2 separate regions of the Homo sapiens genome follow, and region 2 is linked to region 1. Evidence: chromatin loops called from intact Hi-C (ENCODE). Cell type or tissue: IMR-90. All regions are shown on one strand. Each heading gives the region's core, and the rest is flanking DNA. Links, peaks and the distances in the headings are about the cores only. Region 1 holds the start of LOC105376107 (a long non-coding RNA gene). Region 2 has its middle 470 kb from the start of SPATA31D1.

Region 1 (15,725 bases), core at 6,279-14,278:
AGGGAAAGGAAGGAATTAGTTTAGGTCTTACTATTTTTCTCTTTTGGCTTCTAAAAGATGACCAGTCCCTTGTAGGGAGCCTGATAATGGCCTCCTCAGTCTTATCCTAGGATCTTTTGACACTTTTCAGATGTCCTGTAATTAAAACACTATTATTTCATAAAAGTACAAAAAGTTTACTCTAAAACCTTTCAGGAAGTTCCCCCTACCCTACCGTACCCTACCCTACCCTACCCTTCCCTTCCCTTCCTTTTTCGAGTTTTGCTCTTGTTGCCCAGGCTGGAGTGCAATGGCATGATCTCGGCTCACTGCAACCTCTGCCTCCTGGGTTCAAGCGATTCTCCTGCCTCAGCCTCCCGAGTAGCTGGGAATACAGGCATGTGCCACCACACCTGGCTAATTGCATATTTTTAGTAGAAACAGGGTTTCTCCATGTTGGTCAGGCTGGTCTCGAACTCCTGACCTCAGGTGATCCGCCCACCTCAGCCTCCCAAAATGCTGGGATTACAGGCATGAGCCACTGTGCCCGGCCTTTAGGAAGTTTTAGAGTTGGAAATGTGGGGGGTTTTAGACCCTAAAATCAGTGACATGGAGAAATCTTTTTCTTGGATCTCTTGGTGAGGAATAAATATTCCTCCCAAGAGGCAGCCCTTCTCTCCCTCATGAAGTTTGGGGCAATGTGCCATGTTCCCCACCTCCTACCTTACCCTAATGAAAATGGAAAATGGGTAGTAGTACATCTTTTCCCTTTCTGTACCCTTTTTGGAGCAGTAGTGGGGATAGAAAATGCATCTCTGAAAGAGGCCAGGAATAAAAATAATTTTCTGAAAATAGTGGTTTACTTTCATTTTTAAAAAGCTACTGACTCCAGAGCATCAGACAGGTGAGTGGTCATTGTATGAGGCATGAATGGGTGGATTTTGCTATTGTGGACACTTATTTGGCTGAGGTATGGTCCAGGCAGTGTGGGTCCTGCTGAAAAATCTGTTATATGTGGCATGTTACTGTGTCTAAAAAGAACATTTTGAAGTTGACCATAAGGTCTCTTTGCTTATGAGGTTATCTTGAGGAAAGAGAAGACTCCCTTCTCTAGGGAATCTCTTCAAGATGCATGGCTTGATAGCACTCTTACAAGACCAAGAGATTGCCTGGCAATGACTTGTAGGAATGGTCACCAGGCAGTTACTCAGAACTTGGGAAAAAAGGAGACAGAGACCAAGAAAAATGTAATGGGAGAGTGAGTGGGCAAGGAAAAAAAGAGAAGAGGGAAAAGTATAACCTCATCATCCCTGCTCATAACTCCATCCTGGCATCCACTGCACCCAACACTCCTTTACCTAGGCCTCACTTCCTAGAGTCTAATAAGCGATATTTAGAGCACAGTGATGCCACTTCAGTATAAGAGTATGAGGGATGATCTTTGAGCATAAAGACAATATTTGCAGGGATGTTGTCAGACACAATATCATCCTATTTGGAGAAGGTGATCTTGGTCCCTGCCTTCCAGCCATGCTACTACATCTTACACCAAGGTTATGATGATTTACAAGTATGTTAGATATGTATTGCTGTGTAATAGATACCTCAAAATTTAGTGGCCTAAAAATATATATTTATTATCTTACAGTTTGTGGATCAGGAATCCAGGCAAGGCCTAGCTGGTTTCTCTGCTTCAGGGTCTCTCACAAGGCTTCAATCAAGGTGTCAGCTGGGGCTGGGGTCTCATCTGAAGGCTTTACTGGGGAAGGATACACTGCCATGCTCACTTGTGTAGCTGTTGCAGGATTCAGTTCCTCAAGGTCTATTGGACTCAGGTCCTCAATTCCTTGCCAACTGTTGGCTGGAGCTAGCTGGAGGCCACCTTCAGGTCCTTATCATGTAGGCCTCTCCAGTGTGGCAGCTTGCTTCATCAAAGCCAGGAAAGGAGAGAGTCTGCTAACAAAACAGAAGTTACACCTTTTGTAAACTAAAATTGAAAATGATATCCCGTCATCTGTATCTTTTTTCTACTGGTTAGAAGCAAATCAGAATGTCCAGCCCACATTTAAGGGGAGGGATAATTACACGTGTGTCAATACCATGAGGTAGAGTCACTGGAGACTTCTTAGAAGACTTCCTAACACAAGGGTTTCTTTTTGGCCATCCCATTGAGTTCACTGAAGCCAAAGTGGCCAAAGGTGCCAAATAGGTCATCATCCTGATCCATATCCAGATGATCAAGGTGGAAGTTGTTTAACAGCTGTGTGGAGTGGTGGCTAGTTAAAAAAAAACACACATACACACACACAAACAACCCGCAAATATCAAAGAAGTTGTAGCATCCAAAGAAAAAGAGAAAGTTGGTATGAAGGTAGAAATTGTGTGGTAAAGTGAAAAGATCCCTTAGAACCACCTGAAATACCACTGCCAGTATTCAAACTTAGAGAAGAAATTAGGGGCAAAAAGTCTGGAAGTAAGACTGGCCCTAGGCAGGAGGGTTCATATAGGAACTCGATTAATTTCCTCAGCTTCCATTTCTATCCATGTCTTTGCTCTGTGTTATGAGTTGGCTTCATTAAGACTTTGTGTCTGGCAAGTTCATAGCTATATTCTCCAGGCTTCAAGTGCAGATAAAAATAGGTTGCCTCTCCCACTAGTTACTTCAAAAGTTCCATTAGTACCCTGCTGGCTCCAATCGGGTCACATGCCCATTCCTAACCAATCACTGTTGCCAAAAACGTGGAATGATCTTTTTGGCCAAGTCTGAGTTACATACCATCCTCAAAATAGGAGTGTTGGGAAAGGCAACTCCACCTGCACGTAGACTGAAATCGAAATTGGGTTTAGTTTCCCATAAGGCAATAGAGGAAATATTTCCAGAAGGTGAGTAAATTCTGGGTGACAAAAGTAAGATGGATTTACTAAAGCCCTCTCTCTTACTGCTCCATTTCTTCCTTCTTGTTCAGAGTGATGTCATTGACCAAAGCTTAGACGTTCAGGAAGAATGGTAATTCTGTGGATAGCCTTGGGAGGGGAAAAAGTTGGGATTGGGGTTCAGGGTAAGGAACCCTCAATGTGAAGGAAATCAGTTGAAGGCCTCAACATCCAGGTGAATAGATGTCATCTTAAAGCCCTTTACCTTCATTCCAGTTCAGTTACTGCCATACCCTAGAACTACCAGGAACATCTCTGCTTTTTGAAAAAATACAGTCTGACATTCCACCCTTTGTCCTTCTCACTTATGCCCTCAGTATGCCAATTCTTCAACCAATTCAGGAATTGCAAGCCACTTTAAACTTTCTCCTTGTCAATCCAATACCCTTTTAATTTCCTTCCTCTCCAAGAAAAACTTCATGATCCACACTTAACCACAAACCTGGTTAAGATCTGGACTTTATGGTCTACTCCAAACAACCTATCCCAGTGTCTTTTCATCTTTCCTGCCTGGGAAAATCCAACTTGCTACCTTTACTAGACCTGTCTTCTAAAAACAAGCTGATTCTTTTTGGATAAAATCACACAATTAAGTGTTTGGTGCCACCATTAATTTATTATCTACAACTAATGGCCAGTTTCTAACACTGCCTGAAAATAATCCATTCATTCCTCCAGTGAGTACTTTGTGCTAGGCAGTCTTCTAAGCACTTGGGACACACCAGTGAGGAAGCAAAGCTCTCTGTCTTGTGGAGTTTATCTTATTATTTTCTTAGTAAATTTCTTTGCTTTTCTACTCAAAATTACAATTTCACTTTCCTAATTTTCTCCACCCCACTCACCCATTGAACATATGTGCTGGACCACATATATTACAAAGGAATGAGAAGACAACAGATGGGAACCTTTCATCATAAAACTTAAAAATATCCCAAACACCTTGAACTCCCATCAAATAACTTTGCTCTTTCCTTCCATTATACTTAAAGAGGTTTCCCTCAGATACCTGCCTTGATCCTCCCAAGCTGTGATCCGTCCTTGGTTTCCAATTCACAACACCCTCCACAGTGTTTTGGAATATTTGGCTTAATAGTCTGTCTTCCAGACTGAGATCATGTCTCCCTCATCACGGCTCTGTGCCCTGCACTTGGTAATTAGATAGCTCAGAAACTTCTGGAGGAATGAAAGAGCAATAGGAAAGATTTCAGACAGGAGGCATACTACAGCATCTGTACAGCAAATTTGTATAGCGTCCTTTGGGGCCCAACCTTGCCTGGGGGTGGAGCCACGGCCAGGGGCAAGGCTTCATCCAGAGACCCGGCCTGCGAGGAAGCGCTGCTGGGCTTCCTAAAGGCGGCAGCGTTGGCCACAAATCTCACCTCAGGCTTCTGGATTCTGTCTCCATCGCTTCCGGAAGACAAGAGCTGAGATTTGCTTCAAAGACATGGTCCTGGAAAAGGTCTCTGGTCACCGAGTGCCCTTCTTCCCTACCCTGCCTGAAGGAGGATCTCTTCCTTTGTCCGCCAGTTTCTTTTCTTTTCTTTTTTTTTTTTTTTTTTTTTGAGATGGAGTCTCGCTCTGCTGCCCAGGCTGGAGTGCAGCGGCGCCATCTTGGCTCGCTGCAAGCTGCGCCTCCCGGGTTCACGCCATTCTCCTGCCTCAGCATCCTGAGTAGCTGGGACTACAAGCGCCCGCCACCACGCCTGGCTAATTTTTTTTTGTATTTTTAGAAGAGACGGGGTTTCACAGTGTTCGCCAGGATGGTCTCGATTTCCTGACCTTGTGATCCGCCCGCCTCGGCCTCCCAAAGTGCTGGGACCACAGGCGTGAGCCACCGCGCCCGGCCTCATCCGCCATTTTCATCCCAACTGGCAGCGCGCCTCGCGGCCTGGGAGCCCCCAACCGATCTCAACAGCCCCGCCAGCGCGTGAGGCCTCGGAAACCGCTCAGAGCCCTGGGCGCGGGGCTGCACCTGCCAAGGATACTCGATGGAACTCGAGGGAGATGATGGTATAATAATTAGAGTAACAATGTTGACCGCTATTAAGGCTTCGCTTTGCATTGGCTGCCTGGCTTTGAATCTCATATTTCACGTAATTTTTGAGGAGATACTGATATCTGCTAGTAGGGTTGGCCCTGAGTACTGCAATGAACAAGTAAAGAACTTTGTTCAGTTAAGGGCCGAAGTTAAGGAATGGGCTAAGGGCCCTGATGCAGTTACAACATGGGATTTTTCAGACACCAGAGAGGCCAGTGCCTTGGAAATAAATGCCTGCGCTGGACAGGAGGACAGTGTAAGATGTCAAAATGCTGGTCCACACACAAAATTAAGAGATCATCATCCCTCTCTGTAGGATCAGTAACCGGAAGAAGGATGCTGTCTCTACACGCTGTTTTTCAGAGGCGTCAACAAGTGCTTTTTCCCCTTCTCTGAGGGAGCCAGAAGTGTGTCTGGTAGGAACCGTGGCTGGGAACCCCAGGTAAAGGTCTACCAAGGCGCAGTGCCAGTGGACAGAGATTAGGTGTACTCCTGAGAGTGGAAGCACAGCCATTTGTCACGCCTTTCAAGATACAGAACAGCAAGACAGGAGGCTCTCCAGCAGAGAGGACTGCAGGCTTTTGCAGGACAGAAAATCTCAGGTAACTGTCTTTAATTACACAAATATTGATATATTCATGCATTTATTGAGAGCCTACTACGTGTCCGTGTTCCTTGTAAGACAGGAATATCACTATGTTTGCCCTCATAACAGGTGAGAGGGCGTCCTTTTTGTGACTGTTTCCCTTTTTAGAAAGTAGTACAGGCCGGGCGCGGTGGCTCATGCCTTTGTAATCCCAGCACTTTGGGAGGCCGAGACGGGCAGATCACGAGGTCAGGAGATCGAGCCCATCCTGGCTAACATGGTGAAACCCCGTCTCTACTAAAAATGCAAAAAAAATTAGCCGGGCATGGTGGCAGGCGCCTGTAGTCCCAGCTACTTGGGAGGTTGAGGCAGGAGAATGGTGTGAACCAGGGAGGCGGAGCTTGCAGTGAGCCAAAATCAAGCCACTGCACTCCAGCCTGGGTGACAGAGCAAGACTCCCTCTCAAAAAAAAAAAAAAAAAAAAAAAAGAAAGGAAAGTAGTATACGGACAGTCCCTGACTTGATGGTTCTACTTATGGTATTTTCAACTCATGATGGGTTTAATCAGATGCGACCCCCTTGTAAGTCAAGGAGCATCTGTATAGCAAATTTGAAAGATACGGAAAAGTAGAAGGCAGAACCCTGTAGATTTCCATCCTTAAAACAATTATTCTTAGCATTTTGATGTTTATTTCCAGATTTTGCTATGAAAAATTTTTTTACATTGCTTAAATAAGTACTTAAAAAGAAAAACACATCATGTACATTTTATGTGATTATAAACTTTCATAATCTTTTTATAATATATTAAATGGTAGAATATTAATTTTACTTTGTATCGATGTTTGAGTAGTTTCTAGTTTTTTAAAATATAATTTCAACTTTTATTTTAGATTCAGGGGGTACATATGCAGGTTCATTACCTGGGTATATTGCATGATGCTGAGGTGTTGGATACAAATGATCCTGTCACCCAGGTACTGAGCATAATACTCAATTGTTACTTTTTCAACGCTTTCCCCTTCCTGCCCCCCTCTAGTAGTCCCTAGTGTCTATTGTTGCCATCTTTATGTCCATGAGTACCCAGTGTTTAATTCCCACTATAAGTGAGAACATGCGGTATTTGACTTTCTGTTCCTGCTTTAATTTGCAAAGTGTAATGGCTTCCAGCTGCACCCATGCTGCTGCAGAGGACATGATTTCCTCGTTTTTTTATGGATGCATAGTATTCCACGCTGTACATGTACCACAATGTCTTTATCCACTTCACCATTGATAGACACCTCGGTTGATTCCATGTGTTTGCTATTGTGAATAGTGCTGCAACGAACATATGAGTGCATGCGTGTTTTTGGGAGAGTGAATAATTTTGGATATATACCCAGAGTGAGAATGTGGGACAGAATGGTGGGTCTGTTTTAAGTTCTTTGAGAAATCCCCAAATTGCTTTCCACAGTGGCTGAAGTAATTTACATTCCTCACAGCAGTGTATAAGCATTCACTTTTTTCTGTGGCCTCACCAGCACCTGTTGTTTTTTGACTTCTTAGTAGCCATTCTGACGGGTGTGAGATGGTATCTCACTGTGGCTTTAATTTGCATTTCTCTGATGATTAGTAATGCTGAGCATTTTTTCATGTTTGGCAGCTTGTATGTCTTCTTATGAGAAATATCTGTTAATTTTACTTTTTGTTGACATTTGAGCAGTTGCTAATTAAAACATTTTAAAAAATATTTTGCTTACTGTGTTTGTTCGTAATTGTACTTGCTTATAAACTGTCCTATTACAAACTGCAGAAAGCTTTTTTCTAAGTGTTTATTTTCTTACTGCCCTTGGTCTACTACTTTTCTTTTTTTTTCAGTTTCCTTAGATAAGTTATCCCCTCGTGTAGTTAACTATTTTAGCACTAACTTAATTCTTTGAATTTTAAGCCAGTGAAACCAACTGATTGCTAAACATCCTCAAGGTAAAATCTTACGAACTGAACTATCGTCTTCTGTCACCAAGCTGCTTTTCCTCTGATATCCCCATTATTAATTAGTAGCACCAGGACACCCAAGCTAGAAACAGAACAGCTATTCTATGCTTCTCTCTTCATTTTCTCCATAGCTAGTCTACTAATATGTGGATGAAGTGGAAATATATGCTGGGCAAAGAAATCCTAGAATTCTCACTGTTCACTATGCTTCCCCCCAATAGACTTTAAGAACCTTCAGATCATCAGCTGTACTTTGAAGTACATTTTTAATTATATTAGTAATACATGTTCACAATCTGAGTCAAAATTAAAATATTCTCGTTGAGGTTAAATGTCCCATTCCAAAACAAAAACAGATATGCAATTCCACATAAAATTTTCTATCTATTGACTTACTTTATATCAATGTAGATTCTTGTTTTCTTACTGAATCCAATTCAGTCTGTTACTATCAATATTTATTTTGATGCCCAAATTGTCATAGATTTAGCTAGTTACTTCAATTTGACTTCTGTGTTCTTTGGATATATCTCTGTTATTTCTTACTTTCTGATACAAAAAGATGTTTCAGGCTCATCGTATACTTTTGCTGCATCAGTCCTGGGTCCAGCCATTTCTCTTAGTACCCCTTGTTCCTTTATTGGAGAATGGTATTTAGAAGTCAAGGTCGGAGTGCTACTTGTGTTCATTATTATTAATCTTAGGTGGTGTTGGTTTTAGGCCCTCTCGATGGACAGAGCTAGTATACATACATGTTCACACATTTAAATCTCAACCTATTTCTCTACATATCTATGTATCTTGAAAATCATGAGTTTACATCAGTACCTCTAGTTGTAATTTAACACTACAGGGTTTATTCTAGTTTTCTTCCTTTCCACATTGGTGACTTCTTTCTCCAACAATGAGAAATCTGGTTCCCATTAGCCTAAACATATTTGCTTATTTAGTCAGTCCTCCTGTCTGTAAGCAATCTCTCATCACCACCATGGCCCTTCAGGTATGGCTGTCCTCTTCCACCCACTTGGGCTTAGACCTCTATGTGCCCAGCAGCTGTGTTATGTAGGCACCCTCCTCAACTCACTGGATATCCAAAACCTGGAACCAGGCAACCTTTCTATGATAAATGCCTATTCACCCTGCTTCAGCTCTTACACTCTGCTCTGGGACACTGTAACAGCTCCTAACTGCTCCCTTCCTCCTCTTTAGGTTTGGATACCTATTTTGCTTGACTTAACTAATGATTATAAGATTGAATTAGGAAGGGAAGAGGAAGAGACATACTGTATTCCCTCCCAGCACCCCACCCCTTATTTTATTGAGGAGTAATTGACATGCAAAAAATGCATGCATTTAAAGTGTACAATTTGAGGAGTTTTGATATACATGAATATGTACATGTTAAATCATTACACTCAAGATAGCAAACACATCCTTATTCCCCCATTCAGTTTGAGGTTTTTTTTTGAATTAAACTTTTTATTTTGAGATAAATATACATTCATGTGTGGTTGTAAGAAATAATAGAGAGATCTCATGTACACTTAACCCATTTTCCTCCAGTGGTAACATCTTACAAAATTGTAGTATGATATCACAACCATTGACATTGACATTGAAATAGCCAAGACACAGAACATTTCTCTCACCATGAGAACCCCTCATGTTGCCATTTTATAGACATACCCACTTCCTACCTCCCTCCACTCCATCTAATCTGTTTTCCAATGTTACATTTTTGCCATTTCAGTAATATTATATATATATATATATATGTACACATGGAATATATATATATATATATATATATATATATATATATATATATATATATATATATGGAATCATATAGTACATAATTTTGGGGGAATTTTTTCCCCCTCAGCTTAATTCTTTTGAGTGTCATTTAAGCTGTTGGATTTATCAGTAGTTTATTATTTTTATTCCATGGCATGGGTGTACTGCAATTTGCTTTACCACTCATTAAATGACAATTGGGTTGTTTCCAGTGTTGAGCTGTTATGAATAAAGCTTTCATAAACATTTCTGTACAGTTTTCATGTGAACATAAATCTTCATTTCTTTATGATAAATGACCAGGAGTATGATTGCTGAGTTGTATGATAGTTGCATGTTTAGTTTTTTATGAAGCTGTCAAGCTGTAGCCGTACCGTTTTACATTTCCGTCAGCAGTGTATGAGTGATCCAGTTTCACCTCATCTTTGTCAGCATTTGGTGTTGTCACTATTTTTTAGAAACAAAATGCGCTGCTCTGACAAGTGTGTAGTGATATCTCACTGTGGTTTTAATTTGCATTTTCTGAGTGGCTAATGATGGTGAACCTTTTTCATGTGCTTATTTTCCATCTGTATATCTTCTCTGGTAAAATGTCTCTTCAAGGCTTTTGTCCATGTTCTAGTAGGATTGTTTGCTTTTTTTATTGTTGAGTTGTCAGAGTTCTTAACATATTCTAGATACGACGCCTGTGTTGGATAGATGATTTGTTAAGAGTTTCTCCCAGTCTGTAGCTTCTTTTCATCTTCTCAATAGAGTATTTTACAGAGCAATAGTTTTAAACTTTGATGAAATTCAACTTAGCCATTTTTTCCTTTTATGAATTGTGCTTTTGTTGTCATGTCTAAGACTCTGCCTGGCCTTTGACCCTGAAGACTTTCTCTTTTTTTTCCCTGAAAGTTTTATAGTTTAGTATTTACATCCAAGTCTGTGATTCATTTTGAATTAATTTTTGTGTAAGGTGTGAGACTTAGGCAGAGGATTTTTTTTTGCCTCTATGGATATCCATATGCTCAACACTACTGAATTGAATTGAATATGTTTACTCCATTGAATTGTTTTTTGTACTTTGTCAAAAATTCATCGAGCATATTTGTGTGGGTCTATTTCTGGGTTTTCTGTTCTGTTTCACTGGTCTGTGTATCTCTCTGTTAACACTACAGAGTCTTGATTCCTGTAGTTACATAGCAAGTCTTAAAATTAGATAGACTGATTTTTTCTAATTTATTCTTCTTTTCCAAAATTGAGCTGTTCCTGTTCCTTGCCCTTTCTATATAATTTGTAGAATAATCTTGTGTATAAAAATATGCTGAGATTTTGATAGCAACTGTATTAAACATTTGTATAATTAGGGGAGAACTGACATCTTTATATATTAAATCTTCCAACCCATGAACATGCTATACTAAAGCTTTCCATTTATTTAGGTCTTCTGCATTTCATTCATTGGTACTGTGTAGTTTTTAGCATACAAGTCTTGTACATGTTTTATTAGATTTACACTTAAGTATTTTTTTTAGTTATTCCATATGATACTGCACTTTTAAATTTCTTGCCTATGTACTGATTGATAATATATAGAAACAATAGGATTTCGTCTTTATTTTGTATCCTTTGACTTTGCTGAACTAATGTATAACTTCTAGGAGTGTTTTTGCAGATCCCTTGATATGTAAAAGGGAGGTGATCCACCCACCCTGGCCTCCCAAAGTGCTGGGATAAAACTACTGTTTTAAAATACAATTATAAAGGATTTTGCCTCAGAACCTGTTCTGCTTCAGGCTTTTGGGGATCCTGAAAACAGCTGCCTCCAAGTGGCTTATCCCAAGGACAGTGGTCACGATATGAGGGCGAGAGCATTGAGGAGCCTTCCTAGGCAATTGGGAAGATATGAAAGTCCTAAACTAGTAGTTTATCTATACTGAGCATCCTCAAGTGGTAGCATATTACTCTAAGAGCTTTTGGAAAAGACTTCTCCTTGGAGATAATAAAACCAAGTGCAATGTGAAATCTAAGACCAGACTTCTGGGTGACGGTGTAGGTAAATTGGGAAGATGTCATGGGTCCAGGGGTGAGACAGTCTTATCCTACCAGAAGCCACCTCTGCCACCTCCCACAGGCTGCTTAAAATGCTTTGGTAAGAGCTTATTACAAGGCTTGGTGGTAGAATGTGTGAAATGTTTTCCTGGGAGGGATGACATTTTAAACTTTTATTTTATACGTTACTGGTAGTCATAAGTAATATAGTTCTTAAAAGCAGATTTTAAGAGGGGGATAGGAAAAAAAAAACCTATGAAGACACTGATGCTACGAGTGGAAAGTAAAAGTTATCTAAGAGGTGATAGAGTACCAAAAATAGCTTTTCGTTACTTCCCAAATTTGCCAGCTTTTAATGGACAAAGTGAATATTCTTAAATGTATGACTACTTTAATTTGAATATTACAGCATACTTTTTACTTTAAGAAATTACATATTGCAGGGCATGGAGGCTCACGCCTGTAATCCCAGGATTTTGGAAGGCCAAGGCGGGCGGATCACGAGGTCAGGAGATTGAGACCATCCTGGCTAACACGGTGAAACCCCATCTGTACTAAAAATACAAAAAATTAGCCGGGCATGGTGGCGGGCGCCTGTAGCCCCAGTGACTCAGGAAGCTGAGGCAGGAGAATGGTGTGAACTCGGGAGGCGGAGCTTGCAGTAAGCCGAGATCGTGCCACTGCACTCCAGCCTGGGCGACAGAACGAGACTACGTCTCAAAAAAAAAAAAAAAAAAAAAGAAAAGAAATTACATATTAATATTGTGTAAAGTAGAAGCATTATGAATGTAGAGAATTTATTCATTAGGGCTCTAATATTTACTACTGTCTGATCTAGAGAAGTCACTTACCCTCTCTGGGCTTCGGTTTCATTCACTGATAAAATAGGCACAATATTCAGAGTAAGATCAAAGTGCCTGTTACAATAAAAACAAATATTAACAATAAAAAAAATAGGTATAATACCTGACCTGCTGACCTTGTAAGTTGTGAAAATGCACTGAGATGGCTGGAAGTAGAATTCTTCATAAAGTAGACAAATTTATTATTTATAGTTGGTGCTAGTGCAGAAAGGATAAGTGGTGTGAAGCACTGTCACTCAATGTCAATGGAATTTACTGTTGGTGGTACAGGAAAAGAAAATAAATATATCTCTAGTCTCTTGTTCCTTTACATTTTGAAGGCGCTTCTACCAGGTTCAGAAAAGGAATCTTATTAGCATTTGGGGAAAAGCCTTTTTACTGAAACTTCTGGTAGGTTTCAACTGTAGGCATACATATGTTTGTAAAGATATCTAGCCAATGAATGACAGTTTAAAAGAGAGAAGCTGTTCTTTGACCATCTCCTCAAAGAATCATTAATCCATATTAGAAAATTGGAGAGAGTGCACATGCAGGGATTTTTTGCTAAAGAGCATGATGTGTCTGAGGAGTTATGACTCACAGTATCTCTGTTCCAGAGATCACTTGGCGATTGTAAATGCTGGAGGCGGGGGAACCTCTCCTCTGCATTTGTATACCTCTTGAGCTGTGTAGAATTAATCGCTCCAACTGCACCAGGAGGTAAATGGCAGAGCCCGTGGCTTACAGATGCTTGTGTCTCCTAGTTTCCAGCAGTAAGTATTTATTAGATGAAAACTCGGCCGAGACTGCATATTAAAGAGAAGAGGAAGGGGCATCTCTTGGCAGATTTTATCCTCAAGGCAGGTTACCTGCTCCTGCATAATTGAAAAGAGACCTGGCCTGGCTTGGAGGCTGTCTTAGCCCTTCAAAAGAGATCAACAAACAGTGGTGGCCAATGGGTGTCAAATAAAGAGCTTTATAGTGTTAAAAGAAACTTCAGACAAATTAAATTTAAAGGAGTTTGAGCAATGAATGACTTGTGAATTGGGCAGACCCCAGAATCAGAGCAGATTCACAGAGACTCCACGGATGCCTCGTGGTTAGAACAAATTTATAGACAAAAAAGGTAAAGTGATGTATAGGAATTGGAAGTGAGGTACAGAAAGAGTGAGATTGGTTACAGCTTGGCGTTTGCCTTATTTGAACACAGTTTGAACATTCAGCAGTCTGTGAGTGGTTGAATTATGGCCGCTGGGATTGGCCAACACTCAGCTGTTGTTACAGGTGCATACTATTGAGTTAGGTTTTCAATTTGTCTGACTATTAAGCTAGGTTACAGTTCATCCCCAAGGACTCAAATATAGAAGTATGGAGTCCTTCTCAAGCCATACTTACTTTGCTTTAACAATAGTTTAAGAAAGACATAAGAAATTAAAAGACAGTTTAGAGGACAGCTGTCATGATAAAGAGTTTAGAAAAGAATGTGTAGGAAGGTGGGTTAGGGGTGGGGGATATTGGAATTATTTAAACTGACAAGAGTCACCCGAATAAAGTGTGACAGGCAGTTGGTATTTGGACATTTGCAGAAGTGATTATGTAGAATATAGAGCAGATGTTCTCAAGTTTTTTTGGATGCCAAGGCACTCGGGAAAAGATCACATTTACATGACCCACAGTGTAGTCAGGTGAGGTTGCTTAAGACTACATTCTGCTCTAAGGCTTTGACACACCTAAGTCTCACTCTGCTACCAAACACTGATGGGATCAGTAGTATCATCCACAATACCAGCAGGATGACTTAATAGTAGAAAGGAGAGCCTCATTGCTCTTATCAGTTTGCAAACCAGGAAGGGACAGCATCCAGTGTGGAATGAAGGTGCTCTCTGTTGGAATAGGGGAAGGACAGGTTGTGTTTTACATTCATATTCATACATACTCAACAAGTTTTGGGGAGAAGCTATACATACTTCTGTGGGAGCTGAGCACACCACAATGAGTAAATATATGTATCATACATCCCATGTTCACTTTGGAATGGGGTTTTAGCACTAAAATGAGGTAGAATTTGGTCCTTTACATCATAAGGTAAACTATGGGACACAAAGGTGGTTTGTATGCAGCCTCTATATGCTGGCAGATACTGGCAATCTGTAATATTAGTAGCTTATCAGAAAAGAATGTTTGTAAGGCCGGTCCTCTGTCCGATCAGAGCTGATAGCTCGTTTGGTTAGAGGCAGTCTATTTATAGAAAGTTAGAAATTTGCCATGCCATCCAGGCCCTGAACCCTTGACCCATAGGTAACTTTGTTTCCTTACCCTTAGGGCCTGTCTTAGTTGATAAAGGGGCATCTATTTTGGTCTTTTAGGTCATAATAGCTTAGCGCACTGTAACCTATCCCTGCTTTAAGGGAGTTGCATACTTGTTACCAAATTGATGTGGAGGGCTGGGACTGTCTGTATTTGAGGGAGAGTTAGAAATGTGGGGTCATAATGACAAATAAGATTGAAATAAAAGGAGGAACTAATTGATTCTGGATTTGAAAATACTGATAGATTTGTCACAGGATGGGTGTGTGGGTGTGTTTGTAAAGAAAAGAACTTTTATCTGAGGCATGTGAGTCCTCTTAAGTTATCAGGCCTAGAGAGACATTAAAATGAGACAGAAATCACAGCCCTATTTCCTCCTTGAGCTATGTATTCATCTCTTGAAACTGCTTGCTATTGCCACATGGAGCTATATAGTAACCCAATAATGCCACACCTGACAGGATAACCCACCCCATATAGCTTAACAATGTATAGCCAATCACTAATCAATGTCGCTTCTGTAAACCAATGAGAATTCCTGATTACAACTTTGTATCAGCCCACTCCTTGACCTCTTTTTTTGACTTTGAAAACCCACTCATAACTGCTGCTAATTGGAGTGTATATTCAGGGGGACTTGCATCTGTGTTCCCAGGTCGCAATCCTCAAGCTTGACCCAAATGAACTGTGTGTTTATAATAATTTGCCTCAACTTCTTCCTTTTAGGTCGATGTGTATGTGTGTTTGTGTAGAGAGTATGTTCCAAAAGTGCTTGAACAGTTTAAACCTCACTAACTTCAGAAAAGTAAGTTCTATAAATTAACCCCCAAGATCCCTTGAAGTTTTAATTATATATATTTATTGTACACTTATTTTTGTTTTATAGATGTTAAATAATGCATTATTAGTGAAACCATGCCCCAGAGAGTTGAAGAAAACAGTGACTAATGAAATAATCAGTTTACAGGATAGGCGATTAAAAAACAACAACAACAATAACTTACTAAAATGCCAAAACTCTCCCTGCTTCTGAGATTAAAAAACTGGCTAAAATGAATTAAAACTATTAAGGCCAACTGGAGTTGGCACAGAACAAGCTGGCTGGCGTCACAGCCCAAATTTCTGCCACGTTTCAACCAACTCCCCACAAATGTGCACATGGAATACATGAGGCAGCGTTAAACAGAACTGTGCATGCGGAGGACTTACAGACCTCCGCTTTCCTTCCACC
Region 2 (15,725 bases), core at 4,328-12,327, 470 kb after region 1:
AGGAGAAGATTGATTAATGTATATTAAGTACTTGCCCTATACAAACAAATTGTGAGAAACAAAGTACCCAGTGCCTTGTTTGCACTGTGAATGACAAGTAATAATTTAATCACAAATATCTTGTTGTGGTCAATGAGAAGCAAAAATAGACTTAACATCACTTGAAAAGTAATTTGACTTAACTTTGTTTTTTGAAAATCTGATAGACTTGAAAGTTTGTCTTTGATATCACTATATTAGAATATATTGCTATATTAAAATTATTTTTATTTAAAATATGTAATGTATACTACTTTTTTGTCTTTCTAGTTGACTACTGTTATTTTTGAATGAAAATGTGCTATTATTTTCTATTCTGTTATACATCTGTGTATTTCTGTGTCTGTAAGTGGAAGAATGCATCTCACCAAGGAAACTTAGACTCTCTCTTTGAGAGTTTTACAGGTGCCCTCTATCAAATGACCTGGGTATAGTCACAGTACATTCAGTAGACATGATGATTAGGGTGACATGGATTTCTGAGCATTTGGATTAGGTGGCTCTTTTTCAAATTCTGAATGTGTTGCCTTCATATTATCATCTTCCTCCTGCCACCATTCTCTAAGATTTCTTGCATTTATTTATTTTATTGTAGAGTGCTTTTATCTGAAGATTTTTTTCAGGTGCTAGACAGAAATGGGTATTTATTATAATAAAACAGAGACATTACCAAGTGGGAAAAAAGACCAGAAGAAAAGAAGTAGGTGGGGAAGGGCAGCAACAGGTGAAAGAATTGCAAGGTAGATGAAAGGGAAGAATGAGTGAGAGGAAGACAAACAGCTAAGTTGTTGGTTGCAAGTCCCTGTTACCTCCGAGACAGACCAAACAGGTTCTGGGGGTGTTGAGGTTGATTTTGCAGATCTTGTCAGTTCTGAGAGCAGAGCAGCACTTCTTTTTCAGCTTCATCATCTTTTAATATTATTGTGTGTGTGTGTGTGTGTGTGTGTGTGTGTGTGTGTGTGTGATTCTTTAATTATTGTTTAATTGAGCACAAAGAGTACTTGCAAAGGTGTGGCTTGAAGTAGTAACTAAATTATAGTCATGCATCACTAAAGACAAGAATATCTTATAAGAACCATGTTGTTAGGTGATTTCATTATTGTACAAACATCATAGAGTGTACTTAAACAAACCTAGATGATGCTATACACCTAGGCTATGTATTCTATTGTCTCTAGGCTACAAACCTGTACAGCATATTACTGTACTGAACACTGTGGGCAGTTGTAACACAATGGTTAACTATTTGTGTATCTAAACATATCTAAACATAGAAAAGGTACAGTAAAATACAGTATCATAATCCTATAGGATCACCATTGTATATGCAGCCCATTGTTAACTGAAATGTCATTGTATGGCACATGACTGTAGTAAGAGTTTTTTCATTCTTTCCATAGGTAGATAAAAATTTGTAAATACAAAGAAATGCTTATTTTCCATTAACAATCCTTAACCATGGGACTAATATTTGTCAAGGCAGACTCTTACTTAGAACTTGGAAAATATTGTTTGCCATTTCTTCCTAAAAATCTTCTACAAAAGGTAACACATTCTCTTTGTTACAAAACATCATTTCCTTTGCAATGCCTGTGATGCAGTTCAATACTGTGTCCAATGTGGCATATCATAGATACTTAATAAATATTTTTTGCATACATAAACGAATTAATTCAAAATTAGATTTGTAGAGTTGCCAAGGCAGTCATCTCCCAATATTTTAAGCTTTCATGGAAACAATTCTTGGTTGTATACTAACATATCTGAGTGTCTATATATGCATATATATGCACATTTATGCATATGTATTCCTATAATTATATGCATGCACACACATATTCTGGACTTCTTTTGAAAGGTTTATGTGTGATGATACACTGTATATAAAGTGTATCTTATGTTGCTATCCTTTCAAGACATGTATACCAACTGTACATATGTTGCACCATATGGCAGAACTTCAATGCCCATCTCTCAGCCTTATTCTTAGAGTCACTGAAGAGATGCCTCTTGAGATAAGACAGCCTTAAAATAGGTCAGAGACTTCAGATGTCAATTTTTTTCAATGGTAAATGACATCATGAGGAAACAGCTAAAACAGGGAAATACCCTTGCTAAATAAGCTAGCTTCCATATGCAGAATGCAAGCTATTGAGGCTCCTTTTTCCTGGCATACTGCTTTTGCAAATACTGCACCTATCACTTCTTTCTTTGGTTGCTGTGACCCAAGGATTGATGCATTTAAAGCTCCTACAATCATAGAAGACATGAACTTGAAAAGTCCACAAAGTACTAGTTTTGGTAGCTACATAATGTTGGGCAAATCGATTGAATAGACAGTATATTTTGTCTTCAGTACAAGCAAATTAAGAGCAAAGTGTGTTTATGAATTTTTTTTTTTTTTTTGAGATGGAGTTTCTCTCTGTCGCCAGGCTAGAGTGCAGTGGTGCAATCCCGGCCGGCTCACTGCAACCTCTGCCTCCCAGGTTCAAGCAATTCTCCCACCTCAGCCTCCCAAGTAACTGAGACTACAGGCATGCACCACCATGCCCAGCTAATTTTTTATTTTTAGTAGAAATGGGGTTTCACCATGTTGGCCAGGATGGTCTCGATCTCTTGACCTCGTGATCTGCCTGCCTCAGCCTCCCAAAGTGCTGGGATTACAGGCATCAGCCACTGCGCATGGCCTGTGAATATTTTAATATCATTATTCTAATCCATATTGCAAGAAAACCAAGCTTTAAAAAACCCATGCTAAGTGGCTACTCACTAATTCATTTATTAAAATAATCATCTAGCATAATATACCTACCACCGATAATGTGCTGCAGGCTGTGTGTTTTATTCCATTTTCACAACCACCTTACTATTTAGGTACTATTATTTTAATTTTATAGATGAGTAAACTAAAGCTGAAGAACATTAGTAATTTACCTAAGCTCACTCAGCTAGTAAGAGGCAGAGATGGTTTTCAATATTTTTTAATGAATAGATGAATGAAATAATAAACTTGCTTGAAAGCATCTTCCAGTTTGTCTGATTCTTAAACCTATAATGTCTGTCTGATACATTGTACTGACTCAAAATAAATAACTTCTCTTTCGTATGCTAATAAGCAGGAGGAGAAGAAATTGTCAATTTAAAGATCCCATTATAAATTGTAAGGGCATGGCTTTTGACAGGCCCTTATCATATCGTATTTGATCTCATTAGATATTCAAAACTACCATACAGGGAAGACTTAGTATCCTCAGGTATAGATGAGCAAAGTATAACTCACTGAAGCTTACATTGTGTCTAGGCTTGCACAGCTAGGACATGCATTATATAATTAATAATCAAACTAATGTTTGTCTTGTCAGCTTTTTAGTGCACCATTCATAAATATGAACAGTATCCAGTAAATACCAAACATTTGAAGAAAGGGTCTACAATAGAAGAGAGATCAAAACAAATGAATAGAACAAAGGAACTTAGAAGAAATGTCAGGTGAAGAAGAAAATTTTAATCAAACAATTCTATAGCTATTTCATCTATAAATACTAGGGATATGTTTACTCAGAATCTCTGTTGTGTAATACTTGTCATCCAAGGCTGTACTCCCCTGTGAGAAGGTTCTGGGAAGGTTCCTGAGATGCCTACGTCCTTCCATACCAATATTCCATTCTTGTGTGCTTTGTGTAAACTGGCTTTGTAAGTTTCCAAACACTTTGCCATCAAAAAACGTTTACATCCTCTAATTGTGATTCTTTGTATATTTTCATCTATTCATGTTTTATTGTAACTTCCATGCTGGTTGGAAGTTAGAAGATAAAGTTAAAAAAAACACTATCCTCAAAAATAGAACCAATATGCTCAGAGATGGGAAAAGGGAGTAAAAAGATAGGATGAATTATAGAGGTCTTGAGTAGTAGGAATTCCAGAAAAGAAGATCATATTGGAGACAATTAGCCAAAAAATTATTCCAAAAAAATGCCCCAGAAATGATAGCCATACATTTTGATATTGAAAGAATCTATTGATTCTCCAATACATTGGTAGAAATAAGAACAACAACAATATGCATCATCATAAAATTTCCAGACACTGGAGAAAAAGAGAAAAATCCTGAAGGCTGCCAGTAAGAATAAATAAGTCACATAGGAAAGATCAAGACTTGGAATAAAATCATATTTCTCAATTAGATTTAGAAGCTCAAAGAAATAAAGATATGGTTCAAAATTCTGAGGGGAAAATTCTTTCTAACCTAGAATTCTATACCCAGTAAAAGTATCAAAAATATATGTGGATAAAATAAAGTCATTTGAGGTACCTGCATGGTCTCAAACAATTGACCTTCAATTCACTTTTTCTTGGTAAGCTATTGAAAGGATGATGGAAAGCAAGAAAGACATGAGAGTGAGGAAAGAAAGGATTCAACCTAGGAGAGAGGTATGGGGAAATGTCAGGTAATGGCTTTGCAGCAGTTGTACACAATCTCAAGTCCAGATTAAAGCAAGAGAATCAAAATGTATGGGAGGAATATTTTCAAGAAAACAAAAAAACCGATAGATCACCTGATACAAGACCAGGGGTCAGCAAACTGAGGCTCAGGCCAAATCCAGCCCCCAATCCCTCTTATTTTTGTAAATAAAGGTTTATTGGACCACAGCCTTGCCCAGTAATTTACACTGCTACAATGGTAGAGTAGAATAGTTGCAACGGAGACCATGTGGCTCACAAAGCCTAACCTATTTACTCTCCAGTCCTCTATAGAAAAAATTTTCCATCTCTGTATTGGCTATTAAAAAAAGCTTTAACTCTTGGGGATATATTAATTATAGATATATGGAAAACAACAACAAAAAACAACAATTATTTACTCCACAGAAAACAAAAAGTTGAACAAGAAAGGCGCTATGAATATTAGTTTAACTAAAAATTGTGACATAGTTTTACAATAAAAAAAGTGGTGTGTGAGTATGTCTTTTTGGGGTGGATTTGTAAGGAAGCTGAGATCCTACTTCCACATATTTGTTCCACAAATTGAAAGATAATGTATGCCACAAATTGAAAGATAATGTATGCCATAAAAACAGATTTTTTTTCTGTTTTTTTATAATAGAAAAACATCAAGAAAAGGGCAGTAAGAATGTTATTTAAAAATATGGAGGTAAATTTCAGAAGAAAATGCCGAAAATGTTTGCCTTTGGAAAACGAGAATCAAGGGTGAGAATGGGTAGGTCAGGGAAAACTTTTTAAAATACCTTGTAGTAGTATTTGATTATGTAAATCATGAACACATATTACTTTGCTAAAAACAAAGTTAAAAGTGTGGCAAATATTAGAGAATCATTGAAATGCAGTGAACCTCGATTGTGATGAGTTATTTGAATCTTGGTATATAATTTGTTTTAGAAACATCTGCGTGAGAAGGGCCCCTCTCATAAAATGAAAACAAAGGACAGAAAGCATTGCTGAGGGCTTAAGGTGTGGATGAAATGACACATTGAAGCTGAAGAATCCCCATGTTGACAGCATTCAATCCAAGAAAAGCTCCACTGTACACATGTTCTAACATATGGTAAAATTTCAATCTCTTATCTCTTGATATTAGTGTTCATCCTCAGAATCACCAAGGGACCATTTTGCAGAAGGAAGATCTACTAAAATAAGTCAGGGACTTGGTGGCTAGGAATCAATGCATTTTTTTTTAACATGGAAAAAGCATATGAATCAGTACTCTGTAAATAACCAAACAAATACAGTTCCCAAACTCTGAATATATGAGACAATTATTTAAATAACTTGTCACTTTTTATATTTTGAGAATATTGCATCTGTATTTTTTTTGTGTCTTTCTGTATTTTTGGTTTATGCAGCCAATATTCTTGATCAGAGAGCAGGATCATTCATTTTAGTTTATTTGGTTTTAAAAAATACAAATGGCTATATTAAAGTGTAAACGCATTAGTCTCACCACAGGTGAAAATTAGTCACCCTCATCTGCCAGGTTTATGGTATTTTACAATGAACTAGGTCAAAAGGAGATCAGATGTACATAGCTGTGAATTTTTCTGTGTGAAAAATGTATTTAAAAAGTGTGTGTGGGTATAAACCTACATACATACATATATATACATATGAACGTATGTACACATGCATATATACACACTGTCTGTTTATATACAAATGTGTATATAGATATATAATTTTAAGAAAAATATTTTAATAAATGGTTTGTTTTATTGTAATATGATGCCATCCTTAATATTTCTGTAAGAAAAATATAATGTTTAAGCAATAAGTCAATGGACAGACAAAAATAACCAATAAATTAGCTTTTCTTTTTCTAAGGCCCATAGGATGTTGGTCTAATGCTATGAGCTTACTAAGTAGAAAACAAGTCTAGATTGGAGTCCCTGGAGGACTTTCAAAAGGTCAGAACAGTACCTGGTTTCCCACATGCCTGTGCCTGGACTTTGCTACTCTGGTAAAATGTCTCTGTAGCAAACAAACTAGCAGTTCAACCTGAAATCTGCAGAGTGGATCACAATGGTATTCACCAGAGTGAATGTTGTTCTTACTTCTTATCTTGTTCCACACTTCCAAAGGGCTCATCCAAGCGTTGATTTACAGGGACAGTTTGTGATTTGTTCCAGATTAGCTTTTTTTTTTTCTTGACAGAGTGATCCAAAAGAGAGAGCTTCACATACAATATCCTATGCCTACTTTCTCAGCTCAGAGAGAGAGGCTCAGTCATTCATAAACTGGAGCAACATTCATGTACTGCGGACCACTTTGAAAGACTTATCTGTCTCCTGTTTACAGATGTGTACAGCAAGCTGCAAAGCACTGCCTGTCCTTTTACTCACAATCAATTGCAGAGAACATGAAGTACAGAAGACAACAGCTTTTTTTTTCTTTTGGAAAATCCCTTAAGTCCTTTCCGTGCTGTGCTATCATTGTTCAGGTGCTAAAGTGAAATAAATGTGTCGTCTAATCACTAAGGTGTCATGAACTCAAAAATTTAACTGGCAGTGAAGAGTCAGGGAACATTGTAATTTTGCCTTGTCACAGGAATACTAGTTCAAAAGTGGGAGGAATGTATTTGCCAATATGGTCTACATCTTCAAATGCACATTGTTTACTCAAACTTCATAGGCACATGTTCAATGAAGGGCATAAAAAAGACATTTACAAAGCTCATTGAAAGCTGGCATTAGGAAGCCCTGCCACAGAATAAAGGACCTATTAATCATATTGGTGATCATAGTGCTTTCTGCACAAGGACAACTGATGATTTGACTGAAGTCCAGGGTAAAGAGCAGAAAACATTAAGCTTGCTAGAGACTTAGCTGCAAGTCCTGCTCACTGCTCCAGGGTGGAAGGAGTCTTGGAGTGTTACCTGAAGCTTTGTTTACCTGGGGTACATAATTGAATATTCCTGTTCAATAACTTGTTGATTTAATTAAGCAACAGACCTGACACTTTAATTAATCAATTATTTACTGGGCATCCATAGCATGAGTGAGTGGGTGATGGTATAGTGGATTGAAATAGATCTCTGTCCTAATTTTTTAAGTCCTTTTTTCCTCATAGCAATCAGGGCATTAAAATAGTAACAAAGGCCGGGCGCGGTGGTTCACGCCTGTAATCCCAGCACTTTGGGAGGCTGAGGCGGATCACCTGAGGTGGGGAGTTTGAGGTCAGCCTGACCAACATGGAGAAACCCTGTCTCTACTAAAAATACAAAATTGGCCAGGCGTGGTGGTACATGCCTGTAATCCCAGCTACTTAGGAGGCTGAGGCAGGAGACTTGCTTGAACCCGGGAGGCAGAGGTTGCAGTGAGCCGAGATCATGTCATTGCACCTCAGCCTGGGCAACAAGAGTGAAACTCCATCTCAAAAAAAAAAAAAGTTAACAGTAGTTGTGTCCACTCAATGCAAGTGTTTCACCTTAACAATATGTGCATTTTTTAAATTTGGAAATTTAGAAGAGTAGCAAAAGACCACCTGGAGAATGAAGCCCACATTTGTAAAATGATCTTGGTCTACTTTGCCAACAGGAAAGTTAGATGCAAATGTTTGTCTTGAAATTCAGAATATACACAATGTGATTTGTATGAACTAGGCATTCTTCATATCAGGGAGCTGGTGAAATTTTGAGACCACTAATGAGAACATGTGTGGGCCTGGTGCTCATCCCAGGCCTGGTCTAAACTCACTTCTTGAGCCATCACTCTGCTTTTATCCACTTTATCGGCTCATGTGTCACACCCTGGACAATGTTGGAAAGGGCCATCAGCAAAGTTAATAAGATGCTTCCTCTCTCTGTGAGCAACTGCTCAGAGCAAGCACTTTCTGGTTCATTTACATCAAACTGTAACTGCATTTCTCCCGTGATCACTAGTTTTATTCTTGAGAATCCATGTAACATAAAAAGAGCAAAGGGAAGGTGTCTTATGAATACCTTCAAATGCTAGGAATTCTTACTGTTCTTAGAATGAGAATATAATCTATTTGGTATTGGGTGACTCTGCCTCACGACACATGCTCATTAAGTCTTTGGTGGATGAGTGGATGAATGGTTCTTAGCAGATGACTCACTTTCCTTTTGGCTGTTTTCTTTTTCACTAAGACATCTCCTCTGCTCTCTGTGAAGACCAAAGGCCTCATCTTGAAGCTTCCTGCTTCCCTTGGGCCTCTATCATTTACATATTCCATGCTCTATTCATAAGCACTATACTGGATAACTTGAAGAGCTTGGGGAAAAAGTGTCTAAATCATGATCCTGGTCAGTCTTCAAGATATTCTGAATGTGTCAGGAAAGCAAACCTCACATGACAAAGCAATGAGAAATTAGGCACTGGATTAAAGACTTATCTTTCAATGGCATGCAGAGTGGATGGAGTGGAGAGCTCTGAAAAGCAGGACATCTAATTAGGAGGGCCTAAGTTGAACAGACCTAGTCTGGGAGGGGGACTTCGGAACAAAAAGGGAGTGAGTGTTTGGTTCAATCAAGCAGGTGACCACTAGTAGCTGTGATTTTTTTTTTTTTTTTTTTTTTTTGGCATTTTAGACTTTTCTCTGCTAAAGAGGTTGGCAACCTTTCAACGGTCCCAGGTTGTAAGAAGGTGGTCCCCTCTTCTCCAGTGTTTTTATACATCATAGAGCTACAGAATTGTTCCATTAAAAGCCTATCTCTAATCATGAAATTTGCATGTGGAAAGCACTTAGCTCATCTGGAAGGAACTCTGAGGGCTAGAGTGTGCACTTAGCAGGTTAGGCAATCATGAGCTTAAAGAATTATGTTCAGTTGCAGTAGGCCGATTTGAGTGCACTTCTGGAAAATAATTTAAATATTCAAACTTAGACTAAGATATTCCCTTCTTAAACCTTGTGCCTAGCAAGAATTCTCAGTTCTGAGGTCCCCTGCATGATCATAAGCTAAAGCACCTAACAAGTAGTGAGAGGTTGTGGAAGGAGGTACTGAAAATGATCTCTTTCTTGAGCATTTCACGGACCTTGAGCCAGCTCAACATGCAGCCCTTCTGGAATTTTCCCTCTTAGGTTGAACACTGGGCTTAGAGACGGATTTTGAGTCTGTTATACTGTAATTCTATTTGGGCCTTATAAACTGCTTTATTTTAAGCCTGCTTGAAAGCAGTGCAGTGCAAGCAGATTATTCATTTGCTAGCTGCACCTCGCTGAATTTCGTTTTATAAAGAGTTCTGGGTTCACCTTCTGTGGGGTGTTTCATTTTTCATAAACGAAAGGCACAAGAAAAGAAATGTGACTACCTGAGAATGTGAAAAGCACCACAAGTGGATTCTGCAGATGAGCTAGAAATGACAGGTGAACATTGTGTCTTAAAGTCACCCCAGGGGATTCTCTCTCTGAAGTGAAGAAAACAGCAGGGTCCATCCTTTCTGATTTAGTCTTTGACAGGCTGCTTTTCTGAGTGGCTGCAACGTCCTAAGTGCTGGATTGGGAAAAGGATAACGTCTGAAGGGCACCATTTGCCACTGGCAGGGGAAAGAAGTGGATCCTGAGAAGCAGCTGAGATGAAATATGCAAAAGATTGAAATTAGGACCATCTCTCAAGAAGCAGTCGTATATTTAACTTTGCAAACGTCAGAACCTTTACCCTGATGATAATGTTTTTGGAATGAATGAAGAGACTGAATTATAATGTGTCTCTTTGTAGATGTCATTTTAGTTAAGAACTAACACACTCTCATAGATATGAACTTTGGGGATTTAGCAACAGGGCTAACACATCTTTAGTAGGCTGGCAAACAGATAGCAGTTATTTTCCAGCTGTTTTAAGCAAAACAAACTATCTAATTCTGCCTTTGGAGAAATAGGGAAATAAGACCAAGATTTTTTTCTACAAGTGCTCAGGGAAAATCATGGTTCATACCAAGAAAGTGTAAAAATGGAGTTTTACATCATTGTTAGAAGTACATATATATAGATTATTTACCTTAACAACAAAAATTCTCAAAAGGACAGAAATGTAGACATCAAAGTGGCAATGGGAAGATAGCTGTAACTCTAATTTTTCTCTAATTTCTCCTCAAGGGCAATCTAGAGACATCAGACAAATAGATTTGCCCTCTTGATTGTCTTGGGTCAAGTTTTTGAGACACAACTCCTGTTCCATTTCTTTTTTGTAGATATAAAAGCATTTTTCCTCCAAACTCAGAGTTACATTGATACCTTGAATGAATTTATTTCCCCCAGGGTGCACGGTTTATTCTTGGAAGATAGTGTACTTAGACTCTTTCAACATAGCTATTAGCTAACTAAGTATTTTATAGGATATGTCTTTTTTACCCCATAGTTTTTCTTCAAATGGGAATCAGTGAACTAGATGATATATTTAATTGTGCAGCCAGCAGATGGTCAGGCTGAGATGAGAACATATGGTTGAATATATTGTGTGGTTCAATCTTCCATTGGCACAGAAGGCATATTCGTCTTAATAGTCCCCTTTAGCACCTGAGTCAAAAGGGTAAAAGATTTCTCTCAACTCTAGAAAATCTCTATGGCCATCATTGGAAGAACTTTACTATATCACATCTAAATAAAGATTTAAGTTGGGCATTTAAAAAAAAAACCACTATGTAAGTTTAGCAAAAAGAGGTTTTTTTCCTTCTTTTAAAAATTAATTTTCTTAAGGTATATTTTACATACTGTACATTCACTAATTTTAGATATTTCAATTTCAGTGAATTTTGACAAACATATACAGTCATGTAGCACCACTAACATCAAGATATGGAACAGTTTTATTATCCCAAGAAGTGACCTTATTCCCCTTTTCAGTCAATTTACTCCCATGATATTTGCATCTAATAACTTATGAAATGTTTTCTGTTACCATAGTTTTGCCTTTTCTAGAATTTTATATAAATGGAATCATACCGTTTGTAGTCTTTTGAATCTGGCTTCTTTCACAAAACAAAATATTTTTGAGATCCATTCGCGTTATATGTATTGGTAGTTTGTCTTTTTTTTTTTGAGACAGAGTCTTGCTCTTGCTGCCCAGGCTGGAGTGCAATGGCATGATCTCGGTTCACTGCAACTTCCGCCTCCTGGGTTGAAGCGATTCTTCTGTCTCAGCCTCCCAAGTGGTTGGGATTACAAGTGCATGCCACCCAACCTGGCTAATTTTTGTATTTTTAGGCTAATTTTTGACGTTATTGATTTTTTTAAAATTTTTTTAGCGATGAAGTCTCATTATGTTGCCCAGGCTGGAGTGCAGTGGCTACTTACAGGCATGATCATAGCACACTATACCCTCGAACTCCTAGGCTCAAGTGATCCTCCAGCCTCAGCCTCTTGAGTAGCTGAGACTAAAAGTGCCAGAAATATTCTATTCTTTCTTATGGCTGAATAATATTCCATTGTATGTATATACTATAATTTGCTTATTCATTCACTCATTGATGAACATTTGAGTTATTTTCACCTTTTGAATATTATGAATTATGCTGCTACGAGCTTTCATGTGCAAGTATTTGTGTCTATGTTTTTAATTCTTTTGGTCATATGCTTAAAAGTGGAAATGCTGGTTATATTGCAATTTTATGTTTAAGTTTTTGAGGAAGCCCCAAACTATTTCCCACAGAAGCTGAACCATTGTATATTCCCGTCAGCAATCTAATAGGGTTGCAGTTTCTCCACATGCCTGCCAACACATGTTATTTTCCTTTTTTAAAAAAATTACAGCTCTCCTAGTAGATGCAAAGTAGTATTGCATGTGGCTTTGGTTTGCATTCTGCCAATGTTTGCTTCATATATTTTGGGACTGTATTTTTGGTACATGTTTATAAGTTTTATGTATTCTTCATGTGTTGATATTTTTACCAAATAAATAATGATTTTCTAAATCTTCTCTAACCATTTTTATTCGAAATTGGTTTTGTCTGATAATATAGGCACCCCAGCACTCTTTTCATTACTACTTGCATGGAATATTTTTTTTCATCCTTTAAAATTTACTCTACTTTGTCTTTGGATCTAAAGTGAGTCTCTTGTAGACAACATATATTTGAATTATTTATTAAATTTATTCTGCCAGCCTCTGTCTTTTAACTGGTGGGTTTAATCCATTTATGTTTAAAGTGATTACTGGTAAGGAAATACTTACTTCTGGCATTTTGCTACTTGTTTTTATATGTTTTTCATTTTTTTTTGTTCTTCAGTTATACCAATACTGCCTGGTTTTGTGTTTAGTTACTCAGTGTATCATTTTTATTCCCTTCTCATTTCCTTTTCTATATACTTCTTAGTTATTTTTTAGTGGTTAGCATGGGGATTAAAGTTAGCATCCTAAATTTATAACAATCTAGTCTGAATTGATACCAACTTTGCTTCTATATAGCTCTATAAAACTAAATAGCTCTATAAAAACTTTGCTTCTATATAGCTCCATTTTTCCCCACCCTCTATGTATTTATTATCATAATTGTACCTTTATACCTATATGCCCATTAACACTAATATATAACTATTGTTTTATGAGTATGTCCTTTAAATTATGCACGAAACAAACAAAAAAAGAGTTACCAACCAAAAATACAATAGTCGCCCAGGCTGGAGTGCAGTGGCGCGATTTCGGCTCACTGCAAGCTCCGCCTCCCGGGTTCACACCATTCTCCTGCCTCAGCCTCCCGAATACCTGGGACTACAGACGCCCGCCACCACGCCCGGCTAATTTTTTGTATTTTTGGTAGAGACGGGGTTTCACCGTGTTAGCCAGGATGGTCTCGATCTCCTGACCTGGTGATCCACCGGCCTCAGCCTCCGAAAGTGCTGGGATTACAGGCGTGAGCTACCGCGCCCGGCCTGGAGTTTTTATTTCTTCATATAGCTTCAACTTACTATCTAAATTATTTGCATTTTAACCTGAAAGTTTTAGTATTTCAGGTAGGGCAGGTCTACCCGTAATGAACTTCCTCAACTTTATATAATCAGCAGGAAATACACATTTGTTATTGTCAACCACTGAATTTTACAAATGTTTGTTAGGCATCATTATTAAAGCAAAACTTTATTCAAAAAATGGTAGTAAGGATGGGATGCATTTCTCTGATGATTAGTGATATTGAGCATCTTTATATATTTGTTGGCTGCTTATATGTCTTCTTTTGAATCTAAAATAGAAGTTGAAATTTTAAAAAGAATGGCATGTAGCCGTGACAACAACCTAAAATATAGGGCATTGGCTTTGGAATGAGATAGTGAGGAAACTGTTGTAAATAACCTATAAATGGCAATCCATGGTATTTGGGGGTGAAATACTTGGTAAAACTGAAACCTAATGAACTATCATTCTCATCATAAATAATGACCTTCTAAATATTTTGTAACAATTTTGACATAAAATCTGTTTTATCTGATATTAGTATGGACACCCCATTTCTTTTTTGGTTACTACTTGCATGGAATACCTTTTCTCCATCTTTTCAACCAATTTTTCTCTTTGGATCTAAAGTGAGTCTTATCTGTGCATTGGGTACAGAAGTTTTGATGCAAATTGTTGATAGGATGAGCTGATTATTACTAGTTTCATTTGGAGTGGTGCCTCAAGAGAGGAACATAGAAAAAAATAATCAAAATTGAAAGGGAATATAGAATGATCAGAAACTCTAGAATTTAAACCTTCTAGAAAGTAAAAAAAAAATATTTTTTATCTTCACAAGCTGAAGATAAAATAAAGAAATATTTTGAGTTTAAAGGCTTTCTAAGACTCAGTTTCATGGTTATATCCCACATCAGGGACTCAATTTTAAAGAAATGGCTCCACAGCAAACATCAAAATATGGATGTAGTTATCATATCTTCAGTTAGAAACTCTAAATGGCTTAATATGGGGCTCAGCAGATCATTATAATTGGACAAAATGCCTCCTATACTGGAGATGAAAGGTGTAATATCACTGGAGGAAGATATAGCCAAAGGACCTGGAAATGAGAGAGAGAGAGAGAGAGATTCTGCAAAAGGAATTCTGGGTATGACTTTTGACATATAGGGCTGACTGGATCAAACTCATTGCCTAAAAAAAAATTACAAAAGTACATCAGGCTGAATTTAAGAATGAACAATAAAAGAGAACATTGGGGTTCCAAATTTATACAGGCAAGAAACAGGCTTAGGAAGCTGGTTAAGTTCTAAGAAAGTTATATTCTCTGATGGTCTTTTCAGATGTGGATGGATCGAAGGGTGGATCGAAGAACCATGTTGAACAATGGACTGGGGAGTCACTCCTAGAAGTTGTATCTAGGATCTAATCAGGGTGATTTACCACTCTCAGTGGGACTTGTGCCCTCAATTCTTTTCCAAATGAGGATGTTTACTGCAGTTAACGTATCTCTTTTCATTTTGTGTGTATGACTTGCCATATATACAAGCAGATGACTTGCCACTTTAATTCATAAGTCTCTAGATCATGAGTTGCCAAATCAGTCCAATATAGATACTGTCATAAGATCCTAGACTTTGATCCTGATTGAATATGAGTCTTGGAGTATCATTGATTTACATCTAGGAGTGAAAATTGTGACAATAGGGCACACTGTGTTATATTGTTGGGGTAAGCAAACTATAAGCCATGGGCTATCTGGAACATAGCCATACTTTTGTGATGCTCTTTGCTATTTGACTCCTTTAAGGAAAAAGTTTGAAGACCTTTGGTATATTGTATTATTTGTCAAAAAATATTTTCCTTCTCCCCTTCCTCACCCAACTAATGCCATGTGAGCAGAGTGGAGATACTTCCTTGATCCATTATCTTTGGGTTTGATCATGTGATTTGTTTTGGCCAGTTGAATGTGGGTGGAAGGGTTACTATACAAGTTCTAATACGAAGTGCTAAGAGGCATTGCACATTTCTCTTCACCTCACTTGTGCTTAGACAACTCACCATGATAGAAACATATGCTGGGTAACTGCTGGGCCCCAAATGAGAAAATACATCAAATATATCTCAGCTAAACCTTAACTTGGGCTAGGCCCAGGTTATCCTCACTAAGCTCTGCAAAGACCAAATGCACATGCAGAAAGATCTGTGACAGACGAAAGAATATTTGTTTTTATAAGCCACTGTGTTATATGTAATAAATAAATATTTGGTCTTTATTGACAATTCCTGGCACAAAGCTCCTAAGATCCCTGGAATTTACTATCTTTTGTAT

What was found. Hi-C counts contacts between places; a loop is a spot of excess contacts. Peaks named below come from ENCODE experiments on the same cell type or tissue, not always from the same donor. Only the 100,000 strongest peaks of a DNase experiment are listed, where the experiment ranks them.
Region 2: it touches region 1 in a loop (4-fold over the local background); 1 of 110 quality-filtered maps calls a loop at or near these places.

What each region holds. Positions count from the first base shown.
Region 1 is chr9:81,972,316-81,988,040 of GRCh38, forward strand. It overlaps LOC105376107 (a long non-coding RNA gene), which reads left to right and starts at 4,930. Exons shown (of 5, transcript XR_002956914.2): 1 at 4,930-5,553. LOC105376105 (a long non-coding RNA gene) reads right to left here and starts at 4,774. Exons shown (of 6, transcript NR_188611.1): 1 at 4,293-4,774; 2 at 1,626-1,932. It also overlaps a transcript of SPATA31D1 not described here. In IMR-90, for the core only: no CTCF peak of the experiment used is centred there; no DNase peak of the experiment used is centred there.
Region 2 is chr9:82,448,202-82,463,926 of GRCh38, forward strand. No RefSeq gene overlaps it. Among named protein-coding and RNA genes, the nearest start is that of SPATA31D1, 470 kb to the left of the region's middle. In IMR-90, for the core only: no CTCF peak of the experiment used is centred there; a DNase peak (open chromatin) is centred at 8,630.